Regions from separate parts of the Homo sapiens genome. Here regions 1 and 2 are each linked to region 3. Evidence: chromatin contacts called from ENCODE Hi-C or POLR2A ChIA-PET data. All regions are on one chromosome and are shown on one strand. The core of a region is the stretch at or near the end of the contact, and the rest is flanking DNA. Distances in the headings are between cores, read along the strand shown. Region 1 overlaps GMDS (GDP-mannose 4,6-dehydratase). Region 2 overlaps GMDS (GDP-mannose 4,6-dehydratase). Region 3 holds the start of LINC01600 (long intergenic non-protein coding RNA 1600).

What was found. A loop is a pair of places that touch in the nucleus more often than their neighbours do. ChIA-PET counts read pairs that join two places held with the same protein, here RNA polymerase II (POLR2A). Pooled maps may share reads with other maps.
Region 1: a loop to region 3 is called in a map of endothelial cell of umbilical vein, with 2.0 times the contacts of the local background. The contact joins the enhancer-like site here to the promoter of LINC01600 in region 3. A Hi-C loop is called at or near these places in 2 of 168 maps with a recorded cell type or tissue (aorta and endothelial cell of umbilical vein) and 4 of 50 pooled maps. POLR2A ChIA-PET finds 5 or more read pairs at or near these places in 1 of 52 experiments (PC-9).
Region 2: a map of ascending aorta shows a loop between it and region 3 (5-fold over the local background). The contact joins the enhancer-like site here to the promoter of LINC01600 in region 3. A Hi-C loop is called at or near these places in 3 of 168 maps with a recorded cell type or tissue (aorta and ascending aorta) and 6 of 50 pooled maps.

What each region holds. Positions count from the first base shown.
Region 1 is chr6:1,916,534-1,919,243 of GRCh38, forward strand. The region is part of intron 7 of GMDS (GDP-mannose 4,6-dehydratase); the gene reads right to left. Among named protein-coding and RNA genes, the nearest start is that of FOXC1, 310 kb to the left of the region's middle. Within about 2 kb of position 1,263, at least 8 of the 41 ENCODE cell types and tissues checked have a DNase peak (open chromatin) inside an H3K27ac peak, as active enhancers do; they include PC-9 and endothelial cell of umbilical vein, where a contact is called at or near this core.
Region 2 is chr6:1,893,685-1,896,455 of GRCh38, forward strand. The region is part of intron 7 of GMDS (GDP-mannose 4,6-dehydratase); the gene reads right to left. Among named protein-coding and RNA genes, the nearest start is that of FOXC1, 290 kb to the left of the region's middle. Within about 2 kb of position 1,472, at least 2 of the 41 ENCODE cell types and tissues checked have a DNase peak (open chromatin) inside an H3K27ac peak, as active enhancers do; they include ascending aorta, where a contact is called at or near this core.
Region 3 is chr6:2,633,190-2,636,159 of GRCh38, forward strand. LINC01600 (long intergenic non-protein coding RNA 1600) reads right to left here and starts at 1,414. Exons shown (of 3, transcript NR_131168.1): 1 at 1,376-1,414; 2 at 416-603. It overlaps LINC02521 (long intergenic non-protein coding RNA 2521), which reads left to right and starts at 1,311. Exons shown (of 3, transcript NR_149119.1): 1 at 1,311-1,566.

The DNA.
Region 1 (2,710 bases), core at 13-2,512, 720 kb before region 3:
GAAAGAAAGAGAGAGAGACGAAAAAGGGAGGGAGAGAAAGAGAGAGAGCCAATCGTGGCACAGTGACTTAGGAAGAATCCTACTGAAATGCTCAATAAAGCCAGTGTAATTTCTTTGAGCCCCACTGGACTGCTAACATTTGAGAGCACAATACCACGCGCAATTAAACAAGCAAACCCACAATTCATTAGGGATAATTTTAATAGATGACTCATTAGCCAGCCAGTTAATGATGCTTTGTTTTCCCAGAGGCCCAGGCAGATGCTTAACTACAATGAGGCTTCTACTGCCACTGACAAAAGGCAATGGAATCTAAACCACCCATGCCACGTCTTCAAGCTTCTTCAGGTTTTTTTTTTTTTGAAGATAAGGATCAAATGAAACGACTTCTGTTAAACTTGTATTTCCTGTACAGAATGGATATCTTCTTCAAATTATATGATTGTACAACTATTAAAGGACTGCTTAATGTAGAGGAAGTCTGTTTAGGACACAGGGACTGGCCTTTTCACATGTGGCTCCTCAGATGTTCTACAGTTTCCTTCACACTCAGTTCCTCACACTGGAGTGGTTTCACAGGATGATTAGAGGTATTAGGCCAGCAGTAGAGATGCTAGTTTATATGTAATACCTAGCGAGAGGAATACGTTTGCTACACAATCAACACTTGAAGTCACTAAAAAAAAATGACTTTAAAAATCTCACAAGAATGACTAAATATACCAAAAATCAGCCCAGAAACATGGCACAGTATCATGGTAAGTCACTGCACTGAGGAGTTGGCAGAGCAGGGCTGGAACCCACTGCCTGATACCAAGAGAAGACATCAAACAAGGGTTTCTCCTTTCAATGTCAGCCTTTTCCTATGAAAATGACAAAAAACAATCCGTGCTCTCCTAACCATGGTCAAATATGTGTTGGGAGAATCAAATACAAAGATGTAAATGACAAAGCACTACAGGAATAGAATAGGACAATCTTCCAGGGTTTAAAATAAGTTCTAGTGATAGATCTTTATATTTTATTTTCAAACTTGAAATTTGAGACCCAGGCAAAACCAGCAAGTAATTCTTGACTAAAGGACACACTGTAAGAAAAAGCACATGAAACTATGCAGCCCTTGAAATCCTCATCTCTGCCTTTTTCTGTTGAGACAAAGTAGGCGCAGCTCTGCTACCTTGAATGGGGTATCTGTATCCTGTGGACTTGGTGACAGAATGCCCCGAGAGGCAGGATGCCAGCCGAGTCACCTTCCTGGAATGCAACCTGTACCCTCCAACACAGGCACCCACAGACTATCGCTCTGCTCTGTGAGTCAGAAGCTGGAGGACGGACCCAAGAACAGGGATATGTCGTCTGAGCATGTGGGTGATGTGCGACCAGGGAGGAAATGAAATCACACTCACGAGGGACAGAAAATGGTACTGCAGAAGGCTTTTCTTTTCTTCTTACTGCACTGTTTCCACAGATATTCCCAGAGCCACTGTCAAATAAATACATAAGAATCTTTAAATTCTATATGTATTTAAAAATAAAGTCCTATTATTACAACATGACCTGCTTCTAATTTGCATGTGTTGGTGATGGGTACAGACTGAGAGAGAGGATAGAGAGGGGAGAAGAGAAGGGATGGGAGAGTGTGACGGTTTTCCATAATAATAGAGCCCTCCTTGGAACTCTGGCTCTCTAGAAGAATCCTCTAACAAATGAGATCCTTGAAAACTGAGAGGAAATAGAGTGATGATCACACAAAAAGGTTTCTGAATGAGCTGATGTCAATATCATCAAGTACTCCCATGGGTACTTGGTCTTATAAGCTAATGGTATATTAGTGATTTTTAAATATTATTTTGTAAAACAGGGCCAGTTTATCCTTCTGCCTTTCCATTTTTCTATCTGCTCAGATATTCTTCCTTTAAAAATAAGAATAAGGCCGGGCATGGTGGCTCATACCTATAATCCAGTCCTTTGGGGGGCCGAGGTGGACAGATCATTTGAGCTCTGGAGTTCAAGACCAGCCTGGGCAACATAGGGAGGCCTCATCTCTACTAAAAAGAAAAAAAAATTCAGCCGGGCATGGTGGTACATGCCTGTAGTCCCAGCTACTCAGGAGGCTGAGGTGGGAGGATCACTTGAGCCTGGGAGATCAAGGCTGCAGTGAGCCAAAATCATGCCACTGCACTCCAGTATGGGTGACAGAGTGAGACCTACCTCAAAATAAATAAGTAAATCAAAAGTAAAAATAAAGCTAGGAATAAAGTCTAATAATAGTAGAATCTAGAGATAATCAGGAAACTGGCCACTGTGTGAGAACATATAGACGTTACTTCCTTTCATTTATGATCTGCACTCAACCAGAAAGAAAGGTGCTTGCAAACATTTTGCTGATATCAAGTAAATCTAGCACAACTCAACCTAAGTGTGGTAAGATCATATTCTGGGGGCAATGTCTTGTGCTAGCTAAAGAAAGCATCTTTTAATAGTAAGAGAAATGGAACACATTTCATATATACAGATTTCATTTTTATAATTTTATAAAGAAATGATGGGCAGGGAGATCCAATTCAGGTATTTACTGGGCATCTGTTATGTGCCAGGCATGTTGGGAGGGATGATTAAAGATAAAGAGGGATAGGATCCAGGTCCTGCCTTCAAGGAGCTTCCCCAAGAGAGACCGACATGAGATAGCTAACAAAGTCCTGACTGCTCC
Region 2 (2,771 bases), core at 222-2,721, 740 kb before region 3:
GCAGCTGCAATAAAAGGCAGTGTGAATAAGGTGTATTGAAGCTACACTGGACTCGTGTGAAGGGCCGTTTATTCAGAGGGGGTGGAGGTGAAAGGAGAGAAATTAATGAACAGAAGAAATTAAATTAGCTCAACCACGCCTTTAAAAAATATACTGAAAAATAACCGACCTGCCATGAACCTTTTTACAAAAATGGAGACCTCTGGGTCTGTTCTTTGCCCAGCCCCGCTGGCAGGAGGCGCTCCTGAGTTAGATAAGAAAGAGCCTGGAGGGGCTGAGGAAAATCTGGTTTCTCTTACTGCAGCCAGAAGGATGGAAGGCACAGTTGGGAAAGTCAATATGCAGCTGAGAGACAAGAGGTCACCGGAACTGATGAAAATATTTAATTAACTAATCACAGAACACCTGACACAAAAATAAACATGTCTTTTCATCTTAGCTATCACATTTTTCTTCAACAAAATGAAATCACGACCTATCATGTTCTCAAAAAGTTATTGATCAATTTATGAGCCTAATGCTTTAATTGATTGCAATAATATTTTACTCACACTTCTAATCTGATCTTACTGCCACTCTAAGAAAAGCTATGGGGAATTCCAATGGAAGAATGATGGTGTAGTTACAAGCAAAAAGTCCTTTATACTAGACGTATATTTCATATTTTGTGTTATAGGTATTTATTTTATGTTTTATATTATAGGGGTATTTATTAGGACAGTGTTATGGAAAATTATTCCTTCCTTAAGTAACCACCTAATTTTAATATTAAAACATTTCATAATATTAAAACATTAAGAGAACAATAATGAATACTGGTATTAAATATCTTAAATGCTGTTTAGTGCTTTCTTTACAGTTTCAAAGTGAGAGCACCCGTTTATCTCATTTTCACCTAAATGTGTCTTATTACATAGAGAGTGAGATGTTATACCTATTTTTTAATTTCCACAATCAGATATCCAGTAAGGGAATAAATGTAAATCAAGTACCACAGGATATTTTGTCAAAAGCATTATAGAGAAATGGGATGGTAATACAATCATTTTTTTAAAAAATTCTGTTTTATACAAAAGACTGAGCTCCATGGAGTTTGGAGGTTAAATCTAAAAGTACTCTTAGGTATGGCCCCATTGTCTATAGACACTAAGATTAAAGCAACAGACATTTAGGAAATAGTTATTAGTTGAGGTACGGGATTTTACTTTATTACCTACTGAAAATCTTACCCTCAAAAATCACATCCCCTCAAAGTAAATTCCAGACAAAAGATGTTCTTTTTCCCCCTTTAGGGTCTACAATTTATCAACCGGTTGGATATCTTCTAGAATTACTTTATATTCCTTCCCATTTGAACACAGCACACTCTGAACCTGTTCAAAGGTCAGACAGGATTTAAGAGTCCTTATAAGGCATTGTTGTGGCAGGAGTTGGCACTTGGACTAACTTTATCCGATGGGCAACGAGTTTGGGGAGTGCCTGAGGGTGTGGTACCTGGCTTGCTTGCCCTTCATGATTTTTGATGACTGCCCAGCTAAACCTGCCTTCCGTCCACCATTTACTCATGATGTGACTCAGAACACTAGGGTTTCTTGGAAAGATGAACCGTTTCTCCGCTGCATTTTCTTTTAAACCTTTGTGTTATCTTCCTCTGGTCAAAATGAACTATAGTAAGCTTAACAAAACACTGCCAAGCTATCATGTGTAGTGGGGTCAGCCAAAAAACAGACTTCAGCTATGCATTGCCCACTAAGGTAACCAGTGACCACATATGACCATTTAAGATAATATCAATTAAAATGATACAATTAAAAACTGAGCTCTTCATGTGCATAGGCCACACTCAAGTGCTCAATACACATGTGTGGCCAGGGATACTGTATTGAACAGCACTGATAAAGAACATTTCTATCACTAAAGAATCTTTTATTGAACAGACGTGCTTTACATGATTATTCTTCCCACCTTCTATGTAAACTCTGGTCATTATCAAATAGAAATGTGTAACAAAATGAACATGCACGCCAGTTATGCCCTGTCAGTTTGAAACTAGTATCCTGCCCAATAGGTTTTGTACATAGTTCTCAGTTTACTCACCACTTGGCCCCTCTCTTTGTTTCTAACCAGAACCACCAGATACAGAGACAGATCCAGAGCTGACCTAAGTTTAAAACATAAAGCGGTGAAATATGCCATCAGCTTCTTCTCCTACTCCTTTCTTTCCCTATCCATTCTTCTACTCAACTATTACTTACCGAGCCACAGTGCAGGCACTGAAGCTACAAAGCTGAGTGATTCATCGTTCCTGACCTCCAGGAGCACAATCTAATGAAGAATATGGAAAAGGAAAAAGAGGAATTTCCTAAGGGCTCCAATAAAGGCACAAGCAGATTGGGGGAGCAGAGAGCTTGGCTTGAGGATGATTATGTAAGGGCTGGAGCTAAGGCAGAGTTTCTCAAACTTGGCACTACTGGCCTTTTAGCTTGGACCATTCATTGTTGCCCTGTGTATCGGAGGATGTTCAGCAGCATCCTCGGCCTCAACCCATTAGATATGTGCACTCCCCCTAAAAACTGTCGCCAGACATTGGAAACGTTCCCTGGGGGCAAGATTGCTGCCTTTAGAGAAGCACTGAGCTAAGGCCTTTGGGACATGTTTGTTTATTTACTCCATAACATTCTTGAGGAACTTACTGCAAACAAGTGGTGAGAATAACAAGAGGGAAGGACAAAGTCCTCACACGAAGGACCTCAAAGTCTGGCGGGAACTAG
Region 3 (2,970 bases), core at 164-2,663:
CCCACAGCCATCCTGTCTCAGCAGGGTCCTTTTCATTGAGGGAAGCATTTTTCATATCCATAATTTGCCCCTTTCTCTAACCCAGGGTGCACGCTGCCGTGGCCCTTGGTGACAATGTCCCCTGTGGCCTTCCTCCAAAGCTTGCTCCAGCAAGCTCTGACATGGTGTCCTCCCTCCCCTTCTGGGCTGCGGCTTCTCCAACCTCCCCCAGCTCCTGCAGACAGAGGAGAAACAGCAAGTCACAAGATAAGACAAAGACCCTCTAGGCCAGGCCACTCCTCGCTGCCACTCTGGGACAGCAAGGCAAAACGCAGACGGCCCCAGCTCTGGACGCCTCTCCTCCTCTGGACCCTAACCCTAACCCTAAGCCACTGGAACACTCACGGGAGAAAGCTGGACCTGCTTTGAGGCTCACCTCCCTGCATGCACATCCATCCGGCTTCTCTCAAGAAGCAACCTGGTGTCTGAGAGCCGTTGAGTCTTCATCCCAGCTCTGGTATTTCTCTCATGTGGCCACATAACCTTGAATGTCTGACCTTCAATTTCTTCATCTGTACAGTGGTGAAGATGATCCCCACTTTGCTAGGTTGTTGTGAGCATTACCTAAAAGAAAATAGGTGCTATGGCGGCATGTTTGTTGAGCTAGGAGGACTCGGAACAAAATTAGCTTCTGCACCGGCTGTGCTGGAGCCAGGCAGGCCGCTCCGGTGTGGCCCTGTTTTTCCTGGTTTGTGTCCCAGGAACCTGCCAACCCTCATTGTCCCGGATTTTCCCTTTGACTCCAAAAGCCGTGTCTTTCTTATCAAGCCTCTTTATTTTTGTTATTATCCCGTCAACATACTCCCCTCTGATTCGCCCCCACTAATGACTCGCGCCCTTTCCAAAGTCCCAGCACACCGCGCTTATAATCTCTTTCAGCTGTCCTTAAAAAGGTTCTATTTGTCCCCTCCGCCCCGCTCAGGGGCGCCCGGACTCTGGGGCCCGGCCTTCGCGGGCTCCCGGGTTCCTCCCATCGCTTCCCTCACAGTCCTGGCCGCAGGGCAGCGGGTTTCGCACGGGAGGGAAGGTTTGGATGGCTAACGCCCAGGGTTGGTCTTCCCTGTGTCTTTTATGGGAACACGTTCCTGCCTGCGCCCCACGGGACAGAGCCGTTTTCCCGCCCCGCCACGCCGCGCCCGCAGGCCCCGCTGCCCGCAGCCTCTTCCCGACGCCCCAGGCCGTGCGCCCCCCCGAACCGGGCCCACCGCGTGCTGTGCGGGGCTTCCGCGCCTGCGCACGAACGCTTCTGCGAGCTTTCTCGGAAGCAGCTGGGGGGCGGGGAATCTGCTGAGGAACGGCGCTTTATAAATCAAAAGATAATAATAACAGAGCTTACGGTGAGCACCGGAGGCTGGAAACGGGGTGGCATCCGCTCGGGGCGGGGCGGCGTCGCCAGCGAATGACAACACTGCCCCCTGGTGGCCGATGCGGCCAGGCCCGAGAGAGCGCAGGCCGGGTGCGAGCCAGGCTTCCTCACCACGCGGCTTCCCCACTCATCCCATAGAAACCGTAACTGAGCAAATGACGGTAAGTCCCCAGGAAGCGTTAAGGCCAGGAAGCAGCACAGGAGAAAAACCCGAATCCCATTTTTTTAGAGTAGGGATTTATTTGTTGTCCCCAGATAGCAAGCTGAATTTCTGAATAGTTCAGAGCTCACAAAAGAAGCCAAGACCTTTCAGGGCATTTTATAATGTTGCTTTTTATAAACAAAATATTGAAACCACTACTATCACTGTCACTGGGGGATTACTGTTGAGCAGAAATGCTTGTGAAACTCCCAAAAGAAAGGGTCGTTTGTGCTTCTTTGGCATTAAGTAAAAATGTCCTGTTTGGTGTGTACACGTTTTCATATTTAATTATTCACACTGTGCACTTTATATATAAACTCAGCACTTAGGTTCTCTGTGAGCCAGAAACCTGGCTTCTGTGCTCATCCATAGACCCAGTGAGAGTGTAGAAGCCAAGCCTGGTGGAGCCTGTGTCTACCAGGGCATTGCAGTAAAGCTTCTACCACTCACTGTAAATACCTCCCATCGAGGCTGAGGAAAAGTTGTAGCATACTTGGAAATTGGGGTGGAGTATTGTCATCCAAAAAGGCATATTTCTTTTGGTGTTTTCCATACCCGGCTGTGTCATTGTGAAGCCTCAGCTCTCCCAATCTCCCCATAAACTGGAGGAATCCTAGTGTTTCCTGTCCTGCCACATTATGTGTGGGGAAGATTTTTTTTTTTTTTTTTGAGACAGAGTTTCACTCTTGTTACCCAGGCTGGAGTGCAATGGCGCGACCTTGGCTCACTGCAACCTCTGCTTCCTGGGTTCAAGCGATTCTTCTGCCTCAGCCTCTGGAGTACGGAGCTGGGATTACAGGCACCCGCCACCATGCCCGACTATTTTTTGTATTTTTTAGTAGAGACCGGGTTTCACCATGTTGGCCAGGCTGGTCTCAAACTCCTGACCTCAGGTGATCCACCCGCCTCGGCCTCCCAAAATGCAGAAAGAGTCTTAAGATGGATTTTTAGTAAGTACTTCAAGCGGCTTTATGAAAGCTACCGTCAGTAAAGTAGAAAACTATATATGCACATATTTAGATATGGAGCTCCCACGGAGGAAGTGCTCTGACAGGTCAAATCTGCCCCCAAAATAAGTTGATAGAACTTCAAGGAAGCATGAAAGCGGCCTTGCTGTGCATTTCATTTTATGGAGCGTAAGTGCCTAATAAATGAATGTGTGGGTCTGAAGAAAGTGATATTTTCTAATGAAGTTATAAGTGTCGCAGTCCGGAAAAGTAGAACCCAAACAAACACAAAAAGGAGCGTGCAAGGCCCACGCCGCGCTGCACAGACTCTCCCCACCTGGTGAATGCTGACCTGGGGCCAGGCCACAGGCAGGGAGAGAAAGGTCGCCGGCATGAACACCAGGTGACCCCGTGAA